Regions from separate parts of the Homo sapiens genome. Here all the other regions are linked to region 2. A link is an interaction called in ENCODE POLR2A ChIA-PET data of the cell type or tissue named here. Cell type or tissue: GM12878. All regions are shown on one strand.

Region 1 (8,000 bases), 940 kb after region 2:
CCTGTAATCCCAGCACTCTGGGGGGCTGAGGCAGGTGGATCACCTGAGGTCAGGAGTTTGACACCAGCCTGGCCAATGTGGTGAAACCCTGTCTGTACTGACAATACAAAAAATTAGCTGGGTGTGGTGGTGGACGCCTGTAATTCCAGCTACTCGGGACGCTGAGGCAGGAGAATCTCTTGAACCCAGGAGGAGGAGGTTGCAGTGAGTCAACATCGTGCAACTGCACTCCAACCTGGGTGACAGAGCGAAATTCCATCTCAAAAAAAAAAAAAAAAGTATCGATAGAATATATTTCTCAAAGGTCTGTCTCGTTGGTTTGTCTTACATTTGCTTAGAATTGGACTGATGTTCTAGATGCATTTTTGTAAGCTGCACCAGCTGAGATAGCAATAAGCAAACTAAGAGGTTCTTGCCTATCTTGCAGTCTGAGGCTCAGTGAGGTAACCCGACTCATTAAACATCACCTGACCCAGATGACCTTGCATGGTCAGAGGCTCAGCCAAGGCACCACACTGGGGTACTGAAGCTGAATGAAAGCAGGCTGCAGGTAATAACTCCTATCTGGACCTAGAACACTTTTGGAAATAAGTAGTACTCCTCGTGTCCTCTGTTCTCTTCAGGCCAGATTGCAGAGATTTGAATTTCTCTAGGATGTCAGTTGATGGTGGAGGCAGACAGGCCTGAGGTAGAATTTCTATTTCTCTGTGACCTTGGGCAATTTAACTTCTCTGAGTTTCAGTTACCCCGTTTGTAAAAATGGTAATACTGTAATAATAAATGCTATGACAAGTTTAAAACCCCTCGTAAACCATAATTAATATTTATCGGCCGGGCGCGGTGGCTCATGCCTGTAATCCCAGCATTTTGGGAGACTGGGGTGGATCACCTCAGGTCGGGAGTTCAAGACCAGCCTGACCAACATGGAGAAACCCCGTCTCTATTAAAAACACAAAATTAGCCGGGCGTGGTGGCATGTGCCTGTAATCCCAGCTACTAGGGAGGCTGAGGCAGGAAAATCTCTTGAACCTGGGAGTCAGAGGTTGCAGTGAGCCGAGATCACACCATTGCACTCCAGCCTGGGCAACGAGTGAAACTCCGTCTAAAAAAAAAAAAAAAAAAATTATCAAGCACCTCCTATGTCCAAGGTGCTGTGTTACCTCAAAAAGATTTTTTACCATTTCCTGGCCTTCGTTCCATCATCACTTAAAAAGGAGAGAATAAGAAATGGGGGCAAGGCACAGTGGCTCCCCTGTAATCCCAGCACTTTGGGAGGCCAAGGAGGGAGGATTACTTGAGCCCAGCAGTTTGAGACGAGCCTGGGCAATATGGCAAAACCCCGTCTCTACTAAAAATATAAAAAATTAGGCCAGACGCAGTGGCACACACCTGTAATCCCAGCACTTTGGGAGGCTGAGCCAGGTGGATTACCTGAGGTCAGGAGTTCAAGACCAGCCTGACCAACATGGTGAAACCCCGTCTTTACTAAATACAAAAAAATTAGCCAGGTGTGGTGGCTCATGCCTGTAATCTGAGCTACTTGGGAGATTGAATCACTTGTACCTGGGAGGCTGAGGTTGCAGTGAGCTGAGGTTGCGCTATTGCACTCCAGCCTGGGCAATAAGAGCAAAACTCCATCTCAACAACAACAACAGCCGGGCGCGGTGGCTCACGCCTGTAATCCCAGCACTTTGGGAGGCCCAGGCGGGTGGATCACGAGGTCAGGAGATCAAGACCATCCTGGCTAACACAGTGAAACCCCGTCTCTACTAAAAATACAAAAAATTAGCCGGGCGAGGTGGCAGACGCCTGTAGTCCCAGCTACTCGGGAGGCTGAGGCAGGAGAATGGCGTAAACCCCGGGGGGCAGAGCCTGCAGTGAGCCGAGATCGCGCCACTGCACTCCAGCCTGGGCGACAGAGCGAGACTCTGGCACAAAAACAACAACAACAACAACAACAAAATTAGCTGGACATGGTGGTGCGAGCCTGCAGTCCCAGCTACTCTGAAGGCTGACATGGGAGGATCGCTTGAGCCCAAGAAGTCCAGGCTGCAGTGAGCTGAGATTGCACCACTACACTTCAGCCTGGGCAATGGGAGTGAGATCTTGTCTCGAAAAAAAATAATAATTATTTTATTTTTTTGAGATGGAGTCTCATTTTGTCACCCAGGCTGGAGTGCAGTGGCATGATCTCGGCTTGCTGCAACCTCTGCCTCCTGGTTTGAAGTGATTCTCCTGCCTCAGCCTCCCAAGTAGCTGGGACTACAAGCGTGCACCACCACGCCTGGCTAATTTTGTATTTTTAGTAGACACTGGATTTCACCATGTTGGCCAGGATGGTCTCAAACTCCTGACCTCAAGTGATCTGCCTGCCTCCACCTCCCAAAGTGCTGGGATTACAGGCATGAGCTACCCTGCCCACCCAAAAGAAATAAAAATAATTTTAAAAAAGAAATGGAGGCCAGGCATGGTGGCACATGCCTGTAATCCCAGCTACTTAGGAGGCTGAGGCAGGGGAATCGTTTGAACCCACGAGGCAGAGGTTGCAGTGAGCCGAGACCGCGCCATCGCACTCCAGCCTGGGCAACAGAGTGAGACTCCATCTCAAAAAAAAAAAAAAAAAAAAAGAAATGGAATTTCAAATAGTAAATCCATCCTAAAAGCACAAATTTATTGAATTGTTACTGAATGCTCTTTTTTTTTTTTTCTTGAGACGGAGTTTCGCTCTTGTTGCTCAGGCTGAAGTGCAGTGGCACGATCTCAGGTCACTGCAACCCGCCTTCTGGGTTCAAGCGATTCTCCTGCCTCAGCCTCCCAAGTAGCTGGGATTACAGGCATGCACCACCATGCCTGGCTAATTTTGTATTTTTAGTAGAGACGGGGTTTTTCCACGTTGGTCAGGCTGGTCTCGAACTCCCAGCCTCAGGTGATCCTTCTGCCTTGGCCTCCCAAAGTGCTGGGATTATAGGCATGAGCCACCACGCCCGGCAATTTTTGCATTTTTGTAGAGATAAGAGTTTTGCCATGTTGCCCAGGCTGGTCTTGAACTCTTGGGTTCAAATGATCTGCCCACCTCGGCCTCCTACAGAGCTAAGATTACAGGTGTGAGCCATTGCACCCAGTCTAAATGTCCCCTGTTCACAAGGACATTAGTCATACTGGATTAGGGCTCACCCTAATGACCTAATTTTAATTTTATTACTTCTTTCAAGACCCTATTTCCAAATAAGGTCACATTCCGAGGTACTAGGGGTTAGGACTTCAACATCTCTTTTTGAGGAAACACAATTCAACCCATAGCTCCCTGCTTGCAGGAGTGGACTCAAGTGGCCATATTTATGCTGGGGAGGACCAGGAATGTCATATTTATTTGTTTGTTTGTTTTTTGAGACAGAGTCTAGCTCTGTCACCCAGGCTGGAGTGCAGTGGCACCATCTCGGCTCGCTGCAACCTCCACCTCCCAGGTTCAAGTGCTGCTTCTGCCTCAGCCTCCCAAGTAGCTGGGATTACAGGCATGGGCCACCAAGTCTGGGTAATATTTGTATTTTTAGTAGAGACCGGGTTTCACCACGTTGTCCAGGCTGGTCTCAAACTCCTAACCTCAGGTGATCCACCCACCTCAGCCTCCCAAAGTGTTGGGATCATAGGCGTGAGCCACCACTCCTGGCCAGCCTCCCTCATTTAAATGTCATATTTTACAAGAAGGATGCCATGCTGTAAACTTAACATGATTCAAAACTTTGTGTTCCAAGAATACGAGTAGGAGATGAAATGCACTCACATAACTCATAAATCTGCACAACCATCTGACCACATTTTTGCTTTTGATCCTGCTTTGTATCTTTGCAGCATTATCTGTACCTGCGGGCAGTCTCCTAAATTAACAGCACCACCTGTCATGGAGGTGGTTTGGTCTTCTTCATGGTGTCTCATCATGTCCAATATCCACTCCAAAGGTGTTGATTTGAGGACATGCTTTTCAGCACTAGCCCCTCTCCTTCAGGAATGCTTGAATGATGTTGTTGTATCCTTTTTCTTATTTGTTTGTTTTTGTTTTTTCTGAGATAGAGTCTTGCTCTGTCACCCAGGCTGGAGTGCAGTGGCACAATCTCAGCTCATTGCAACCTCCATCTCCTGGATTCAAGCAATTCTCCTGCCTCAGCCTCCTGAGTAGCTAGGATTACAGGCATGTGCCACCACACCCAGCTAATTTTTGTATTTTTAGTAGAGACCAGGTTTCACCATGTTGGCCAGGCTGGTCTCGAACTCCTGACCTTGTGATCCGCCTCTCTTGGCCTCCCAAAGTGCTGGGATTACAGGCATGAGCCACCGCGCCTAGTCTTGTTATAGCCTTTTAAAGTGGTTTATAATAACAGTGTCTGGCCAAATAATAGCACAAAAAAACAATTGCTAGTGTCCCAAGCACGTCAACAACCGTGTGATTTGCTCAGTAATGACAGGATGTGGGCATTTGCTTCCTTGCTAAAGTGGCGCCACCTTGTGGCAATAGCATAAACACAGTTTATAATCCACTCCACCAGCTTTGAAATTGTTCTATACTTAACAGGTTAATTTTTTCCCCTAGCATTTGTATTATTTATAATCTATACGCGGAGTGGAACTTTTTGTTCTTTTTTTTTTTTTTTTTTTGAGACGGAGTCTCGCTCTGTCGCCCAGGCCAGACTGCGGACTGCAGTGGCGCAATCTCGGCTCACTGCAAGCTCCGCTTCCCGGGTTCACGCCATTCTCCTGCCTCAGCCTCCCGAGTAGCTGGGACTACAGGCGCCCGCCACCGCGCCCGGCTAATTTTTTGTATTTTTAGTCGAGATGGGGTTTCACTTTGTTAGCCAGGATGGTCTCGATCTCCTGACCTCATGATCCACCCGCCTCGGCCTCCCAAAGTGCTGGGATTACAGGCGTGAGCCACCGCGCCCGGCCTTTGTTCATTTTTTTTTTGAGTCAGAGTCTCGCTCTGTTGCCCAGGCTGGAGTACAGTGGCATGATCTCGGCTCACTGCAACCTCTGCCTCCATCTCGGCTCACTGCAACCTCTGCCTCCTGGGTTCAAGCGATTCTCCTGCCTCAGCCTCCTGAGTAGCTGGGATTACGGGCGCACACCACCACACCTGGCTAATTTTTGTATTTTTAGTAGAGATGGAGTTTCACCATGTTAGTCAGGCTGGTCTTGAACTGCTGACCTCAAGTGATCCACCTGCCTTAGCCTCCCAAAGTGCTGGGATTACAGGCGTGAGCCACCTCGCCTGGCCTGTTAATGTTTTTATGTGGCACTCTGTCAAAGGCACATGATTCATATCTGTATATGATGCATAGTCCAGAAAGGCTGGGACTTAGCTCTGTGGCTCTTGCCCCAGGTGAGACATAAAAGCTTTCTTGTCCCTTTCCCTCCTGTTTGGGGTCCCATAAGAACTGAAGGGTACAGTTCTCAGACAGCAGTTGGGTCTGAGCATAAAAGCCCATTAATAAGGAGCAGGTGACACTGCCACAGCTGGGTAATTTGTCTCTTTGCTCGTCTGCAGCCCATTTGGTGATGATCTATTTGTCTGAGGGAATGGATGATGGCAGGTTTGTCAATATTTTACACTTATGAACCTGCCTGTTCTTCTCTGCCTGGCTCTGCCCAACTGTCTTTGTCCCTGGCTCCTCTCATTTCGTTTTGCAGATTGGATAACGGACTTCGGCAAAGAGTTATGAAGGTGGATTCCATGAGGGCAGCTTTGGGAAGGGAAGAGGGCAGGAGAGGAGGGGTCGGCTCTCTGCAGGGAGAGGAGGGGTGGGTGGGAGACATGTTCAGGAGAAAAAGATGTCACAGACATAGTGGTGGGCAGAAAGGAACTTCAGAGAGAGAGAGATCCTAGGACAGAGGACAGTGGGGACTCTGGGGAGGCCTTGTAGAAGACAGCTTGAAGAACTGAGTCCAACCCTAATAATTAAGTTGGGCCTAGTACAAAAGCTAATTGTGCTAGCCAGCCTCCAGGATGTCCCACGTGACTCTCGCATGTTGATATTTACACCTATTGGTTAGACATGCAGCCCTGCTCACGTATTGATATTTATATTCTGAGCATGGATGGCGCATGCCTGCAGTCCTAGTGACTCAGGAGGCTGAGTCAGGGGGACTGCTTGAGCCCAGGAGTTGGAGACTTCAGTGAGCTATGATTGTGCCACTGCACTCCAGCCTGGGCAACAGAACAAGACCCTGACTCCTGCAGAGGAGGGCTCCATGTCCAACCAATGGGATGTACAAAAACGACAGTGTGACTTCCAAGGTCAGATCACAAAAGTCCTTGAAGGTTTCACCTTACTGGATCACTTGCTCTGGGGGAAGCCAGCCGCCATGTGGTGAAGACACTCAAGCAGCCCTCTGGAGAAGCCCATGTAGCAAGGAACTGAGGTCTCCTGCCAACTACCAGCGCTAACTTGCCAGGCATGTGAATGACTCACCGTGGAAGGGGATTCTCCAGCCTTGGTCAAGTCTTCAGATGACTACTAACCCAAGCCAATATCTTGATTACAGCCTTGTGAGACCCCCAGAGAAGGAACCGCCCCAGCTAACCACCCACTCCAGAATTCCTGACCCTCAGGAACTGTGTGAGATCATAAATGCTGATTGTTTCAAGCTGCTAAGATTTGGGGTAATTTATTCCATAGTAATTGGAAATTGTCTAAATCTCTATTTGTGGAATTTTTCTTTTTTTCTTTTTTTTTTTTTTAAAGACAAGATCTCCCTCTGTTGCCCAGGCTGGAGTGGCATGGCATGATCATGGCTCACTGAAGCCTTGACTTCTTGGGCTTAGGCAATACTCTGGCCTCAGCCTCCCGAGTAGCTGGGACTACAGGCACACACCACCAGCTAATATTTTAAAATTATTTTTATAGAGATGGGGTCTTCCTATGTTACCCAGGCTGGTCTTAAACTCTGGCCTCAAGTGATCCTCCTGCCTCAGCTTCCCAAAGTGCTGGGATTATAGGTGTGAGCTACTGTGCTCAGCCACATTTTTACTGGTGGAATTTTTTTTTTTTTTTTTTTTTTGGAGACAGGGTCTGACTCTGTCACCCAGGCTGGAGTGCAGTGATATGATATTGGCTTACTGCAACCTCCGCCTCCTGGATTCAAGCCATCCTCCCACCTCAGCCTCCTGAATTGCTGGGACTACAGGTGTGCACCACCACACCCAGTTAATGTTTGCATTTTTTGTAGAGATGGGGTTTTGTCATGTTGCCCAGGTTGGTCTCGAACTCCTGAGCTCAAAGCTATCTGCCCACCTCGGCCTCCCAAAGTGGGATTACAGGCATGAGCTATCCCACCCGGCCTATTGATGGAATTTTATCCTAACTGGTTTGCTGACCAGAATACAGCAACTGGTTTGCTACACAGAATGAATGGTCTGTGGGTAAGGACAGTTCACATCAGGTGCCCAGTTAACCAGCATTGTATGTCACTGAGTGCCACAAAGAGAGCCCAGTTCCACCCTCACTCTTTTTTTTTCTTTTTCTTTTTTTTTTTTTTTTGAGATGGAGTTTTGCTCTTGTTGCCCAGGCCGGAGTGCAATAGCGCACTCTGGGCTCACCACAACCTCCGCCTCCCAGGTTCAAGCGATTCTCCTGCCTCAGCTTCTCGAGTAGCTGGGATTACAGGCACGTGCCACCATGCCCAGCTAATTTTGTAGTTTTAGTAGAGACGGGGTTTCTCCACATTGGTCAGGCTAGTCTCGAACTCCTGACCTCAGGTGATCTGCCCACCTTGGCCTCCCAAAGTGCTGGAATTACAGGCGTGAGCCACCGTGCCCGGCATACCCCTTTTCTTTTAGAGTGAACGTCTTGTTCTGTTGTTCAGGCTGGAGTGCAGTGGCATGACCATAGCTCACTGCAGCCTCCAACTCCTGGGCTCAAGCAGTGCTCCCACCTCAGCCTCCTGAATAGCTGGGACTACAGGCACACATTACCATACCCAGTTCATTTTTAAAAATTTTTAGTAGAGAC
Region 2 (8,000 bases):
GTTCTTTATATCATCCCATTTTCAAGACGGAGGAAACAAACTGTTATGGCTTGACCCGGACCCTGATCCTCCCAGCCCGAGTGGGACCTCTTCACTCAGACATCCCCTTCCTCAAGGACAGTTGAGACCTGCAGGACCGAGGGTGGTTGGCCTCTGACCCAGGTCTCTCCCTGTCTGTCCTCAGTTCCGGGAGAACATCCAAGATGTGCTATCTGCGCTGCCCAATCCTGATGACTACTTCCTCCTGCGCTGGCTCCAAGGTAAGGATAGAGCGTGGGGCTGGGGTAGGGTCAATGGCATGAAAGAGGAGTGTATTTGGTATCTATTGAGTGTATCAAATTACTCCAAAACATAGCCATTTAAAACAACTGCAAACATTTATTATCTCTCGTGATTTCTGTGGCCAGGAATTATGGAAAGGCTTAGTGGGGTGTTTCTGACTCAGGGTCTCTCATGAGGTTGCAGTCAAGATACCCATCGGGGATGCAGTCATCTGAAGGTTTGATTGGGACAGGAGGATCTGCTTCCAAGGTGTCAAACATAGTTGGCAAGTCTGTGCTCGCTGTTGGCAGGAGGCTTCAGTTCTTCCTCACAGGGCCTGCTCAAGCATCCTCACAACATGGCAGTTGGCTTCCCGCCATAAGTGATCCCAGTGAGCAGGGAGGAAGTGGTGGTATCTTACAGTGAAGCTTTCTGAGTCACATTCCATCATTTCTTTTTTCTTTTCTTTCTTTCTTTTTTTTTTTTTTTTGTTGAGACGGAGTCCCACTCTGTTGCCCAGGCTGGAGTGCAGTGGCGTGATCTCGGCTCACTGCAACCTCCGCCTCTCAGATTCAAGCAATTCTTGTGCCTCAGCCTCCCGAGTAGTTAGGATTCATGTGCCACCATGCCCAGCTAATTTTTGTATTTTTAGCAGACAGGGTTTCCTCATGTTAGCCAGGCTGGTCTCAAACTCCCGACCTCAGATGATCCACCTGTCTTGGCCTCCCAAAGTGCTGGGATTACAGGCATGAGCCATCTCGTCTGGCCAAATTCCATCATTTCTACAGCAATCTATCAGGTACACAGCTCAGCCCTGCTCAGTGTGGGAGGGAACTGTCAAAGACAGAATAATGACACATTTGGTTTAAAGATTTCAATTATCTCTATTGGAATTCTAGAATCAGGCAACATTTCATGTTATGAGATAGAATAAGTGCTCCGATGAGTCAAGCAGAGGAGTTTGGCTTTATAGACAGAAAAGGGGCTGAAGAAAGCAGAAACAGAACAAAAGGCAGATCTATCATTTCAAAGCTACAGTACTTTTCTGGTAAGGCAAGGACAGGGATACAGAACAATAGAAAGATAACTGATTGGTTAACATCAGGTGACTTCAGGTTACTCTTTGCTGTAAGGCTAAAAACAGAGAGAACTTCATTAACATACCAGCTGAAGATTGTAATTGGCCTGTTAGGGAAATTAGGCTTGCTCGCTCGCTCTCTCTCAAACAAGGTCTCACTCTGAAGCCCAGGCTGACATCAGCTCACTGTAGCCTTGACCTCCTGGGCTCAAGCGATACTCCCACGTCAGCCTCCCTAGTAGCTGGGACTATAGGAGCTCGGCACCACGCCTGGCTAATTTTTGTGTATATTTTTTGCAGAGACAGGGTTTCGCCATGTTGCTCAGGCTGGTCTAGAACTCCTGGACTCCAGTAATCCACCTCCCTCAGCTTCCCAAAGTGCTGGGATTACAGGCATGAGCCACCGTGCCTGGCTAGGCTATCTCTCTTGATTTCTCAAGTCAGATAACAACTCAGTTTCAGTTTAGCGAGCATGGGTGACTCCATCTTGATTTTTGGTCTTGTCTGTTGGGACCTAGTGCTGGAGTTTAGTACAAAGCAATGGCCTCCTATGATTTTTGTTTAGCAGAGCAGGGAGTGAATACTAGGTGAGGATCACTGATGGTCATCTTGGAGGTGGCTAGTACAAGGAGTGGAAATACTTTCATATTTTGAGCACTTATTCTGTACCAGGCACTGGGTACAGCAGTTTTTATGTATTATTTCCTTTTTTTTTTTTTTTTTTTTGAGTCAGAGTCTCACTGTCACCCAGGCTGGAGTGCAGTGGCAGAATCTTGGCTCACTGTAACCTCCGCCTCCTGGGCTCAAGTGATTCTCCTGCCTCAGCCTCCTGAGTAGCTGGGTTTACAGGTGCCCGCCACCACAACTAGCTAATTTTTGTTTTTTAGTAGAGATGGGGTTTCACCATGTTAGCGAGGCTGGTCTCGAACTCCTGACCTCAAGTGATCCACCTGCCTCAGCCTCCCAAAGTGCTGGGATTACAGGTGTGAGCCACTGTGCCCGGCCATTTATCTATTATTTTCTTTCTTCTCTTTCCCTCCTCCTCCTCCTTGTTCAACCCAATTAGGTAGGTATTATTGTTAGCTTTGTTTTTGCATTGGAGGAAGCTGTGGCTTACAAAGGTTAAACCACTTGACCAAGGTCGCTATGCTAGCAGGTGACAAAGTCAGGTCAGTCTGACATTAGAGGCCAATTGCTTAACATCTTCTCATAAAAAGAGTTTGGGGACCAGGTTAGGGAAGAGGTTTGCTCTTGAGATAAATGTCAGAATCCCAGGAATCTGAATGCACAGACAGGATTCTCAGTGGCCCTGAAAATGTGGCTGCAACTCCTACACTTAAGACTCCTTCCCTGGGGGGTTCGTAGGGGGTGGGCGGTAGGGCTGGAGTCGGTTTCAGCTGCAGTAAGAAAACCACTATGAAACCATGTTGATCATCACACCTGCTCCTACTATTGCAGAGTACACAGGAATTCACATCCCTGAATGTTGAGCCCAGAATACTTAATCTGTGATGAATAGCCTTTGTAAAACCTGTGATGGCAACTTGCCTCTGAGCCTGGTGTGTACTTTATGTAACTTATGACAAGGCTGGGCTAGGGGTCTCACACCTGTAATCCCAACACTTTTGGAGGCCGAGGAAGGAGGATTGATTGAGTCCAGGAATTTGAGACCAGCCTGGGCAACATAGGGAGACCTCATCTCTACAAAAAAAATTTTAAAACTTAGCCAGACCTGGTGGCACACCTGTGGTTCCAGCCACTCAGGAGGCTGTGGGAGAATGACTTGAGCCCAGGAGTTTGAGACTAGCCTGGACAACATGGCAAAACCCCATCTCTACAAAAAAAAAAAAAAAAAAAAAACACAAAAAACTTAGCCAGGCGTGGTGTTGCCTGCCTGTGTTCCCAGCTACTGGGGAGGCTGAGGTAGGAGGATCACTTGAGCCTGGGAAGTTGAGGTTGCAGTAAGCTATGGTTGTGCCACTGCACTCCAGCCTGGGTGACAGAGCAAAACCTTGTCTCAAAAACAAATAAACAAACAAAAGCTATGACATAGTAGCCAACAGGGTTTCCTAGCTCATCTTTGCTCAGTACCATTTCTTCTAACTAGAATGTCTTTAAACTGCCACCAAATCAAAAAAGAGTCCCGATTGGAGTTCCAAAGACAGGCGTCTAGTCCCCGCTCTGCCTCTTACTAGCAGCATGAGACCTGGGGCCTATGGCCCCCTTCTGTTGGGCCCTCAGTTTCCTCATCTGTTTATAGGGAACAAGACTCTCTCCCCGCCACTGGCAGCTTTCATGGTTGTTATGATGCCCAGATGAAATCAATGTGAGAACTACTCCCCAAGGCCCTGGGGACCAAGTGAAACCACTTGGTTCTCACCAGCCAGAGGCTCTCAGCAGAAGTGCTGCTGCAAAGCCAGTGAGCCAATGGACCAGGCTGACTCTTAGAAAGCTGGGTGACAGCCCAGCTAAGGCTGGGCTCAGGGCAGAGGACTGCTTTGACAGCCTGCTGGGGCCGCTAGGACCTCACTCCCATTTGTTTATAACATCCACTGGGTGTTTTTCTGATTATGAAATCAGAGCCCATTTATCATGGAAAATCTGGAAGGTATAGAAAAAGAAAAACAAAATGATATTTCTATAAATCACCCATAATCTCACCATGGCCATTAGGCAAACTTATATATAATTTTTCTTTTCTTTTTTTTTTCTTTTTATAGGGACAGAGTCTCACTATGTTGCCTAGGCTGGTCTCGAACCCCTAGGCTCAAGCAATGTCACTGCAACCTCCACCTCCTGGGTTCAAGTGATTCTCCTGCCTCAGCCTCCCAAGTAGCTGGGATTACAGGTGCCCACCACCATGCCCAGCTAATTTTTGTACTTTTAGTACAGACGAGATTTCACTATGTTGTCCAGGCTGGTCTCGAACTCCTGACCTCAGGTGATCTGCCCACCTTGGCCTCCAAAAATGCTGGGATTATAGGCATGAGCCATAGTTCCCAGATGAGTTTGGTGATTTTTTTAAAGAGTATTAAGGGGGCTGGGCACAGTGGCTCACACCTTTAATCCCAGCATTCTGGGGGGTGAGGCAGGCGGATCATTTGAGGTAAGGAGTTCGAGACCAGCCTGACCAACATGGTGAAACCCCATCTCTACTAAAATACAAAAATTAGCCAGGCGTGGTGGTGGGTGCCTGTAATCTCAGCTACTCAGGAGACTGAGGCAGGAGAATCACTTGAACCCGGGAGGCAGAGGTTGCAGTGAGCCAAGATCATGCCACTGCACTCCAGCCTGGGTGACAGAGGGAGACTCCTTCTCAAAAAAAAAAAAAAATTTTTTTTAAGTAAAAATTAAAGAGTATTAAGGGCTCCTGAGGCCAAAATGTTTGTGATCTGCTGATTTAAACAATTCTCAGCCTTATGATTCTGACAGATTCTGAGGGTCTGCTGTCTCAATGACTTTTCTGGAACAACAGGAAAAGGGCCCCAAGGCCCACCAAGGGGCATGCCCAGGGAATCAAGGAGCCTGTGTCCAGTGTTCCTGGGTCTCCGGATATCTCAGCCATTGTGGCTCCCCAGGTCAAGAACAAGGCCCTCTGGGTAACAGGAGACAAAGCTGGCCTGGAGGGTGGGGCAGGGCCGTTGTCTCTCCAGAAGCCTGGAGTGAGCCTCTAGAATTCCACAACCATAACCCTGTCTCTTGTTGCAGCTCGGAGCTTTGACCTGCAGAAATCAGAGGACATGCTGAGGAAGGTGAGGTTGACACCTCCCCCTGCCTAGCCTGGTCCTGTTTCCTATCCCAAGTCTGAGGCACAAATTTATTCATTCATTCATCCATCCATTCATTCATTCATGGAACACCCATTCATTGAGACTGGAAGGTAAACCTGGCCTGGTGCTAGGCGCTGGGGAGACTGCCGTGATGGGAAGAGAGAAAAAGAAACCAGAGGAACAAAGAAGACAATTCCTGAGAATGGAAAGTACAATGAAGACAGCAAAACAGGGAAGGAGGGAAGAGAGGTCAGGGACATTTCAGCAGGGACATGAATGCCCAAAAGGAAGCAAGCATGTGAAGATCAGGGTGAAGAGCACAGCTCATGCAAAGGCCCTGAGGTGGGAATGAGCTGGTGTATTCTTTTTTTTTTTTTTTGAGACAGTCTTGCTCTGTCACCCAGGCTGGAGTATAATGACGTGATCTTAGCTCACTGCAACCTCCGCCTCCCAGGTTTAAGCAATTCTCCTGCCTCAGCCTCCCAAGTAGCTGGGATTACAGGCATGCACTACCACACCCAGCTAATTTTTGTATTTTTAGTAGAGACAGGGTTTCACCATGTTGGCCAGGCTGGTCTTGAACTCCTGACCTCGGGTGATCCACCCACCTTGGCCTCCCAAAATGCTGGGATTACAGGCGTGAGACATTGTGCCTGGCCTGAGCTGGTATATTCTAGGAGCACACGGAGATCGTGTTGGAGAGAGAAGGGGAAGTGATGAGGTTACAGGGTGGCCCCAACACATCAGCCAGGCTCTGCAGGCCTTGTAGGGGGGTATAGGTTTTTGCTTAAGGGCAACTGGAAGTCAGGAAGTAGAGTCTGACTCCCAGGGCAGCCATGCGGGAGGGGGCATGGGAAACATCTGGAAGGATGCAGGGGGAGACAGCTGCAGAGTGCAGGCCTCCCCTGTCCCTTTCTAGGTCTCTCCTGGCCTCTCAGATGCATGTCCCCTTCCATCCCCATCCTGTTTCCATCCCCCAGTTCTATGTCAGTGGAGCCTGGGGATGCTCTGGCAGGCCCTTAGTGGTTGCAGGCAGAGGGACCTGGCCTGGTGTCCCCAGGTATCCACAGAGGTCTTTGGGACAGGCAGAATCTTCACCACCTCCTGCCGTGTCTCTGCAGCATATGGAGTTCCGGAAGCAACAAGACCTGGCCAACATCCTTGCCTGGCAGCCCCCAGAGGTGAGCATCTCTCAAACCCATACCCTGATCCCTGGGCCCTCAGCCCTCGGCACTGAACCCCCGTCTCCTGTGTATGCATCCAGGTGGTCAGGCTGTACAACGCTAACGGCATATGCGGCCACGACGGTGAGGGCAGCCCTGTCTGGTACCACATTGTGGGAAGCCTGGACCCCAAAGGCCTCTTGCTCTCAGCCTCCAAACAGGAGTTGCTCAGGGACAGCTTCCGGAGCTGCGAGCTGCTCCTGCGGGAGTGTGAGCTGCAGAGTCAGAAGGTGTGTGGGTGCCACCCTGGGCAGCTGCAGCCGGACACAGCACCCTCACCCCCTGAGCCTCACACCCAGAATCTGCCTTCCTGGGCTCCTGGGCTCCTCGGCTCCTCCTGGTACTGTGGAGTGAATGCAGGTTCAGAGAGGCCAAGGACCCACCCAAGGCCACACAGTATGTGGCTGAACTGGGAATCATTTCTCCCCCAATTGGCCCCAAAGCCCACTCAATCCACTGGGCCACACTGCCCTCTGCAGCCTCATTGGACGAGAGGGACAGGGATTTCAGCCCCACTGGACCGAAGAGGGAACTGCAACACAGCGATTTGGCCTCCCATGGACAGACACAAAGAGGTCGGTCCTTGGGTCACTCCGGTCCTGGCATCCTGTGGGATGGCCCCTTCCCTCCCCCATCTCTGTGCCATGCAGAGCTGAGACAAGCCAGGCCAGTGCCCTGGGCTTAGGCCCAGCCCCATCTTGGATGGGTGGGGGCAGTGGCCCTCACAGGGTCTCACCCCCTGTCATTCCCTTGCAGCTGGGGAAGAGGGTGGAGAAAATCATAGCTATTTTTGGTCTCGAAGGGCTGGGCCTGAGGGATCTGTGGAAGCCAGGAATAGAGCTTCTCCAGGAGGTGAGGTGACCCCGCCAGGGGCATGGGTGGGTGGTCAAATGCCTGGGTCTTTACCCTCCACTTGCTGGTGTGGGGCAGGGGCGGGAATCCTCTCTCCTCACTGCCAGGTGAGTACCCGCCCACAGGTACTGCCCACAAGAGCTGCACAGGCCATGTTTGCAGCTCTTACTTTTTTTTTGAAATGGAGTTTCGCTCTTGTTGCCCAGACTAGAGTGCAATGGCGTGATCTCGGCTCACTACAACCTTCACCTCCCGGGTTCAAGCAATTCTTCTGCCTCAGCCTCCCGAGTAGCTGCGATTGCAGACATGCGCCACCATGCCTGGCTAATTTTGTATTTTTAGTAGAGATGGGGTTTCTCCATGTTGATCAGGCTGGTCTCGAACTCCCAACCTCAGGTGATCTGCCCGCCTTGGCCTCCCAAAGTGCTGGGATTACAGGCGTGAGCCACTGTGCCTGGCCCGTTTTTTTTTTCTTTTCTTTTCTTTTCTTTTTTTTGAGACAGAGTCTTGCTCTGTCACCCAGGTTGGAGTCAAGTGGTGTGATCTCGGCTCACTGCAAACTCCACCTGCCAGGTTCAAGCAACTCTCCTGCCTCAGCCTTCGGAGTAGCTGGGATTAAGGCGCCTGCCACCACGCCCGGCTAATTTTTGTATTTTTAGTAGAGAGGGGGTTTCACCATGTTGGCCAGGTTGGTCCTGAACTCCTGACCTCAGGTGATCTGCCTGCCTTACCCTCCCAAAGTGCTGGGATTATAGGTGTGAACCGCCGCACCTGGCCTACAGTTCCTTACTTTTGTTGGCAGGGATATTTTCATAC
Region 3 (8,000 bases), 120 kb after region 2:
ACAGCGGGTGGGTACCCGAAGTCCCAGGAAGCTCTGAGTCACTGACAATCATTAGTAATCAAAGAGGCAGGCCGTGTGGCCCAGGAGTTGCCAAAGTCTCAAAGTGAGGGAGAGGCCAGCCTGTCTACCGAGTGGGAAGATGTGTGCTGACTCAGGCCACCTCCTGAGACCTGGGAAAAGCCAAAAGCTACCCCAGCCTCAGTGCTAAAATGTTTGGAAGAGTTTCTGATCCCCACCGTAACTCTAGCAACCAGCTACCCTGCTACTCCTCATTGCGATCTAAACTTATGTGTTCATTTAGGAGCAAGTTTCTCCCCGGCAGCTGACTTCCCTGAAGTGTTAAGTCCCAATCTTTCACCCTTTTCTAATTTTTTTCCCTGCTGCCACCCTGTGGTACATGCCCCCCGCCACCCCCAGCTTCGCTGTCCCTGGACAGGTGAAGTTGGCACAGTTTACAGGACAGACAGATCCTATCACGATGGCCAGCCAGCTCCTGGGGACTCCTTAGGTATTTGATAGACACGGAGACCCACTGCAGTCGCTCTTCCTCTGCCTAACTGAAATGAAAGCTCCTGAGGTCTGTCCTCCAGCCCAGTTTCTTTGGGCTTCAGGGTTGTGCGAAAATGACTGCTACAAGGGGTAGAAATTGACAGGGAGACACTGAGGGGGCCAGGCCTGCTATAGGAGAAGGTGTTATTTCGGGGTGCCTGCCCCCAGCTGTTTCATCTTCTCTTCTGAGGCTTTGTCTGGAAGCAGGACCTCCACAGTGAAATTGACCTTCTTGGCATGAATGAAGCTGTAGGTGTTGTCAAACCGCAGGACATCTGAGGGAAGGCAGAAACCAGACAGACATTCAGGCAGTTCTGGCAAAGGGCTTGGGGACAGTGATTTTTGTTGATGTTTAGTGACTGAGCAAGGCAGTGTGGCAGGTCATGGGGATGAAGGTAGCCTAGGTAATGATCCTTGACCTTCTGAAACTTAATCTAGCGGGGTTGACAAGACATTCATGGAGAGAAAAAAATAGGCAGAACATGCCAAGTGCCAGATGAGTGACAGAGACCATCTCGTCTGTACCAGCTTGGAAGAAGAGGGCCTGGTAGACTGAAATCATGTGAAACGCTTTTTAAAGGAGTTAGAGCTTGAACTGGACTTTGAAAGGAGGGAGGAGAATTAGCAGCAGCAGTAGCAGTTGTAATAACAATAATAGCTGTGTGTCGCAGCACTGGGTTGGTAATCTATATGTTATCTCACTCTTTCCCCCAACTCTACGAGTTCAGCAGTAGTCCTGTTTTATAGCTGATAAAAAGGAGGTGGTGTGACTCTGGTGACACACAGTGAGGAAATGACAGAGCTGGAGTTTCCGTCTGTTCCACATTGCTGCATTTGTTCTGCCTGACTTGGACCCTGGAAAACCTGGCCCTCTTCAATTTCTGACAAAAGGTAAAATGTGCAAACTTTGTGAACCAGGAATTTATCCTGCAAAAAGGTAAATGGACAGAGATGCTCGTTGCATCCCTATTTGTAATAATAAGAGATTGGGAAAACTCAAATGTTCATCAAAGGAGAATTGCTTCAACAATTTTATGTTGTAATCCATGTGATAGAATACTGATATATTTTTTAAAAAAGAGGTTAGCTCCACAGAAGTGACAGGAAACTGTCCACAATGTGTCCTGAGGCCAAAACAAGTTGCAGAACAGTATGTAAACAGTTTGTAACTTTTTTGTAACTACATAGGTAAAAATACTTTTGGCTTTACTTCTTTGTCTGCTTAGACTCCCAGATTCTCTGATGATACCACTCTGGTGCTTGTCCTAATGGGAAAGTTTCCTGAAATCCTGCGATGAGTTTGACAGTTTCAAAATTCCTTCAAACATACAGTGAATGACAGACAATTCCTGTGAATATGTGTGTGTGTGTGTGTGTGTGTGTGTGTTTGTGTATGTCCTGTTTTCTATTTATTTATTTAAGATAACCTGATTGTCATCCTCGCGCAGGGGCCATGCTAATCTCTGTATTGTTTCAATTTTAGTGTATGTGCTGACAAAGCGAGCACTGTATGCCCTGTTTATTATGGAAACATGTAATGCTTCTAGATGGAAGATATTTGATAGGATAATAGACATTAGCAGTGGTTTCCTCTGGAAAGAGAAAATGGGCATGCACTTGGCAGAGAAAGCTTCCACACTTTGGCAGAGGAACAGGCTGCTTTTAATCTAACCCTGTTTCTTTGAGAAGTTGTTCCATTTCAGCCAAACACCGCTTCAGGAGAACTGAATGTGAAAACAAAAACACTAGTTCTGCCCCATCCCTATCCCGGTCTTCTCTCACTGTTCTCAGCAAGAAAAAAAATATCCTGTATTTAATCCTAAGACTTAACCTTTTCCTGACCCTGGACAAAATGCATAGTTTAGACAAAGGGTAGACACACCACCCACTCTTTCCTCATGGTGAAGGTGTTAGTCATCTATTTTTCCCCTGTACTAGAGGTCTTTCAGAGCCAATAGTCCCTCTGGCAAGAGTGAAGCTTCATCTCTGCCCTGGATGATAGAGTCTTAGCAACCAGAATCAGCCATGCTGGAGGAGAGGTCCTTTGCATTCATTGCACCAAGTACTAGGTCGATAATGGCCCTGCCTAGCAAGATACTTGGCCTCAGAAACAAGAAAGGGGTTGATCAGAGAACCACAGGCCAGAGGGAAGTGGAGTCATTGCAGCTCCAGAGTCTGCATGGTTCATTTTGACACTAATCATAGACTCACAGAGCCCCCAGACACCCTCCAGGATAAGGCTCCTTAACTTTAGTTGGGTAACTGACCCCCTTGAGAATCTGATGAAAGCACACAATTTGGCTGGGCGTGGTGGCTCACGCCTGTAATCCCAGCACTTTGGGAGGCTGAGGCGGGTGGATCACCTGAGGCCGGGAGTTCAAGACCAGCCTAACGAACACGGAGAAACCCCATCTCTACTAAAAATACAAAATTAGCCAGGCGTGGTGGCCCATGCCTGTAATCCCAGCTACTTGGGAGGCTGAGGCAGGAGAATCACTTGAACCTGGGAGGCGAAGGTTGCAGTGAGTCGAGATCGAGCCATTACATTCCATCCTGGGCAACAAGAGCAAAACTCTGTCTCAAAAAAAAAAAAAGAAAAGAAAAGAAAAGAAAAAAAGGCACATAATTTTAGATTTCCTGGAGCCCACTGTAGAACCTCTGGGGCCATGGTTCCCAATGGGAAAGGTACAACCTTACCCTCTCATTCATGTATTGAAAAAATATATATTCTAAATTAGTTCCCTTTTATATCTCTTTTCTATTACCATAGGAGATTATATTGATTTTTAAATTACATGTGTAGGTAGGATGGGTTATATTATTGGGATATAATATTCAGAATTTCTGTATTTTGAATTTCACTTCAGAATAGTAAAGGGGACATTTTAGACACTATTTGCTGTAAAGAGGAAGTGTTTGGTCTTTACGATTTAGAACCACTGCTCCGGGGGACCCCACATTAAGATCTGCTCTGGTCTACTCCTCTCTTTTTGTTGTTGTTGTTGTTTTGAGACAGAGTCTCTCTCTGTCACCCAGGTTGGAGTGCAGTGGTGCAATCTTGGCTTACTGCAACCTCCGCCTCCTGGGTTCAAGCAATTCTCATGCCAAGTAGCTGGGATTACCAGCATGCGCCACCACACTCAGCTTATTTTTGTATTTTTTAGTAGAGACGGGGTTTTGCCATGTTGGCCAGGCTGGTCTCGAACTGTTGGCCTCGAGTGATCCACCCACCTTGACCTCCCAAAATGCTGGCATTACAGGCATGAGCCACCACGCCCGGCCATCACTTCTGTCATTTTAAGGAGAAGGAAAACCAAACCTAATAGAGACACTTGCTGAAAACACTGGGAGAGTCATTGGCAAAGCTGGACTCAGAAACCAGGCCTCCTGGTGCCTGGCTGGGCTCTTTTCACCACAGCACTGCTCACCCTTTCTATAGTGTTTCCAGTCTTCTGACCACATTGTGCACTTCTAGTGGACAAAGTCCAGATCTTTCTTTGGGAATCTTTTCATTCCTAGTTGAGTATTCTGTACTCAGTAGGCCCTTGGTAAATATTAGGTGAGAAAACAAAAGCGAAATCAATTCAAACTTTGGTTTTCCTCCTTGGTAATTTAGTGCACTGGGATAAGGACCAGAGAAGCCTGGGGAAGGTTAATGTGCTCTTGCCATTGGAGGCTGGCACAGTTTTAATTTCTCCACTGGATGACTGTTCTGCTTTCCAGGGGTCTCCTGGTTCTCCAAGGGCATTGCCCTCCCGCAGATGAGCTTGCAAGCTAATACTGGGTTCTCTCTGGGCTCACATCTAACCTTAGCTGTGGCACCAGGTAACAGCTGATTCCAACTTCATTGTCTTTGTACCTGGGAAGGGGGAATGGATCCTGTGGCCTGCCTCTGCTCCTCTTGGGAATGGGCAAGGAGCAGATCCCAGACAAGACCCTGCAGGCAGGTAAAGGTTCTGGTTGGGAATGTATCCAGAAGGAACTAAAATAAATTTGGGGGTTTGCAAGCCCAAGCCTGATTATGTTAAAAGGTTCATGTTCCCTTCTTGGGCAATGTCCTTCAGATACTAAAGAGAAGATAGAGGGGTAATGGGCAGATGCTGGAAAATGGTTTGGGGCTCTCCTACAGGCTCTGTGACCTTGGGTCAATTACTTCCCTGGTCTGGGATTCCACACTCTCTGACACATCCAGGACAGTCAATGGCCAAGAGGTTCTGGATCAGGACTCTAGGATTCTCTGATGTCTTCTGTCTTGATGTCTACATAAGCTACTTTATGGGAGAACATCCCTTCTCTATGCCCCAGCTTCCCCATCCATTAAAAAAATAATTCAAGGCTGGGCATGGTGGCTCATGCTGGTAATCTCAGCACTTTGGGAGGCCAAGGCAGGAGGGTCGCTTGAACCCAGGAGTTCGAGACCAGCCTGGGCAACACAGCGATACCTCGTCTCTACTAAAAACAAAGAAACAGACAAAAAAATTCAAGCTTATATGTATTAAGTGCTTTCTCCTCTGTGGGTGACATTGTCTGGGCTGGTGCTAAGCCTTGTTCTTGCTGAAGCACACAGTATACACCTTCTCCCCCAGGACCCGGCTGCTCACTAATAAGAATATTCCGCCTCCCCCAGGAGCTATATGGTACCACAGAGCATCTGTGAGGAGGGGGCAGTGGAGATGAAGGGTGCCTGGGATGTGAGGAAGGAGGCAAAATCTCAGGTTGGGTGACCATGTAGACAAGCAGAGAGGCCAAGACATCTGTGAGGCTAGTTCAGATCTCCTGGTAGTGCTGGTACTACCGTAGAAATGGGGCACAGGGCTTCTCCCATCTCCCGGCATTGTCTGCAGGATGGCCCTTCTCCCACAGGCCTTGTCCTAACAATAATAGTGGTGACTGCAGTGCATTGAGTGCTTGCTCTATGCCAGGCATTATGCTAAGTGCCTCACAGAACCTATCACATCAAATCATCAGGTATCCCTGTGAGATACCCCAGTGTAGCAGTCCGGAAACCGAAGCTTAGGTTTTGTCACTTGCCAAAGGCCATGGAGCTAGCCTTTAGTCAAGTCCAGCTCAGCTCTGATGATAAAGCCTTTGCTCTGATTGATTTTCCATTGGCTCTGACAAAAAGAAACTGGAGATTTGATTGTGGGTGTTGAAGGGAGTGTAGGTATGGTTTTTCTGCTTATAAATGTAATATTAATACGTAGTCATCATAAAATATATTTGCAGAAATACTGTAAAAATGAAAGCCCTCCATAAACATCCTATCATCCCAGAGATAACCACTGTTAGAGTTAGCATAAATTTCCCCAGAGTTCTTTTCTGTGTACACACTTCCTTAACCAAAGTAAGTACATACCATACATGCTGTGTTTCATGCTTATTTGTTTAACATGTCCCAGACAGTTTACATGTCAGTTTATTCTCTTTAACATTGTATGGATGGACTGTAATTTACTTAACAGACCTTATCATGGTCATATGGTTTACTGCCAGTTTCCCAGGCTACCGGGAATATCCTTGTTCCTGTATCTTTGAGTATTTGTGTATTTCTGTAGGATAAATTTTCACAAGTAGAATTGCTGAGTCAAGGGGAATTTTAATGGTATTACAAAGTTAAGAGAGATTAAGCACCTTTTCAAATGTCTGTTTCCCATTCTTATATTCTTGTGTAAACTGCCTGCTCATAGTCTGTGTCCATTCTTTGGTCAGCTGGGAGATGAGTGAAACTCAGGGGTGAAGGCTGCACTTTTGAGCATCTGCTTACCTTGTGATCCCATGCCCACCCAGCCAGTTCTGTCTCTGTGACCTCTGGGAAGGAGCATCCCCAAGAAATATCTGTCCAGTCACAGACCCAGTTAGACCTGGACCAGAAAGCAGACGTGTTGAACCCCTGTGATCGCCTAGGACTGTGACTCACCCATACCTAGGAGTATGAGATCAAAGTCCCACCCTGCTGTTAACCAGTTGGGTCACCATAAACAAGTCTCCAAGGCTAGATTTCTTCATCTATACAAGGAGAGGATTGAACTGATGGCATTCCACTTCTAGTTCTAACACTCAGAGCCAAAAATCCATGGAGGAAGAGGAACCTCACAGGCAGAAAGCTGGACATGGGGCTTCAAGGCATTGCCAAGGCAGAGATACTTACAGATGCCAGGATCACTGCAGGTGAGGGTCCCATCTTCAGGGACCAGGTGGGAGTTGTACCTCTGGTTGGGCAGCACCTCTGTCATCTCCCCTGCCCGCTGCCTCTCTCCCATCTTGGTCTTCAGGAAAATCCCAAAACCAACATCCGCTCCATCTGACATAAACTGCCACCTGCAGGGGATATCACCAATTGAGACATAATTCTGTCTGTGTGTGCCCTCTCCGGGGTCCTGGCACCAGGGCTTCTCCTATTCCAGCCCACCTATCAGGACCTATAGATGAAAGCTCGGGTCTCCTGGAAGGGCCCAGGCCCCTACCTGAGGACACAGCCAGGGAAGAGGATCTCATACTCCACTTGGTGGGAGGAGCCACGGGAAATCTGCACGCTGTGTTCATACTGCTGTTTCACCTGGTCTCGCACATAATACTTCCTGGGGATGTCACCCCCGTAGTTGATCTAGAAGCATGGCATGGAGTGAACTGGAATGTGCATTTGAGCCAGGCATCCCTGTTCACCTCTAGCCTCTGGCGGCTCATACCTTGGATTTGCACTTGGGGTTTCCATCAGGGTCAGTCATGGTGCCCCCATACTCCACAGGCACCTGGTCAGGGCTGATATGTTTCAGTAAAACCTCCTTCCAATTTGCTGGCAGGAGAGGGAAGGAAGGATAAAGATGTATCTCAACACTAGGTAAGATTTCGCCATAACCCTAGTGGTCTACACTAAAGAGGCAGAAAAAACCCATCCATTGCACCCCACAACACCCCGCCTCAAATTCCTGCATTAGGAGCACACAGTGCATGCATAGTACTGCAGGGGGTTCAGCAGGAGCCAGAGGATGGCTCTGCCCCAGGCCAGAAATCGAGACCCTGGTTCCTGCCCTCGTGTCTGAACAGCTAAGTGACATTCTTGCCCTGCCTGGTTATGGTGGGAGTGAAATGAACTAAGTACTTGAGAAGGCTTTTCTGTTTGAGACAGAGTCTCACCCTGTTGCCTAGGCTAGAGTACAGTGGCGCAATCTTGGATCACTGCAACCTCCGCCTCCCGGGTTCAAGTGATTCTTCCGCCTCAGCCTCCTGAGAAGCTAGGACAACAGGCGCCCGACACCACACCCAGCTAATTTTTTGTATTTTTAGTAGAGATAGGGTTTCACCATGTTGGCCAGGCTGGTCTCGAACTCCTGACCTCAGATGATCCACCCACCTCGGCCTCCCAAAGTGCTGGGATTACAGGCATGAGCCACTGCGCCCGGCCGAGAGGGCTTTTTAAACCATAAAGTGCCTTATACACGTTAAGAGTATGT

What was found. Peaks named below come from ENCODE experiments on the same cell type or tissue, not always from the same donor. Only the 100,000 strongest peaks of a DNase experiment are listed, where the experiment ranks them.
Region 1: POLR2A ChIA-PET joins it to region 2 with 5 read pairs; 1 of 35 experiments calls an interaction of 5 or more read pairs at or near these places.
Region 3: POLR2A ChIA-PET joins it to region 2 with 5 read pairs; 1 of 35 experiments calls an interaction of 5 or more read pairs at or near these places.

Annotation. Positions count from the first base shown.
Region 1 is chr22:29,586,585-29,594,584 of GRCh38, reverse strand. No RefSeq gene overlaps it. Among named protein-coding and RNA genes, the nearest start is that of NIPSNAP1, 9.5 kb to the right of the region's middle. RefSeq lists a silencer at 4,461-4,510. In GM12878, a CTCF peak has its summit at 4,489 (motif pointing left); a DNase peak (open chromatin) is centred at 4,424.
Region 2 is chr22:30,531,087-30,539,086 of GRCh38, reverse strand. It overlaps SEC14L6 (SEC14 like lipid binding 6), which reads left to right. Exons shown (of 12, transcript NM_001193336.4): 2 at 185-260; 3 at 5,048-5,091; 4 at 6,231-6,290; 5 at 6,374-6,562; 6 at 7,089-7,184. Among named protein-coding and RNA genes, the nearest start is that of SEC14L6, 12 kb to the left of the region's middle. In GM12878, no CTCF peak of the experiment used is centred here; DNase peaks (open chromatin) are centred at 2,498 and 3,706; H3K27me3 peaks cover 173 bases.
Region 3 is chr22:30,415,101-30,423,100 of GRCh38, reverse strand. It overlaps SEC14L2 (SEC14 like lipid binding 2), which reads right to left. Exons shown (of 12, transcript NM_012429.5): 9 at 7,236-7,342; 10 at 7,014-7,153; 11 at 6,698-6,867; 12 at 1-824. The coding sequence ends at 694. It also overlaps the pseudogene RNU6-564P. Among named protein-coding and RNA genes, the nearest start is that of MTFP1, 6.7 kb to the left of the region's middle. RefSeq lists an enhancer at 669-1,248 and a silencer at 2,247-2,541. In GM12878, no CTCF peak of the experiment used is centred here; no DNase peak of the experiment used is centred here; H3K4me3 peaks cover 1,749 bases; H3K27ac peaks cover 1,705 bases.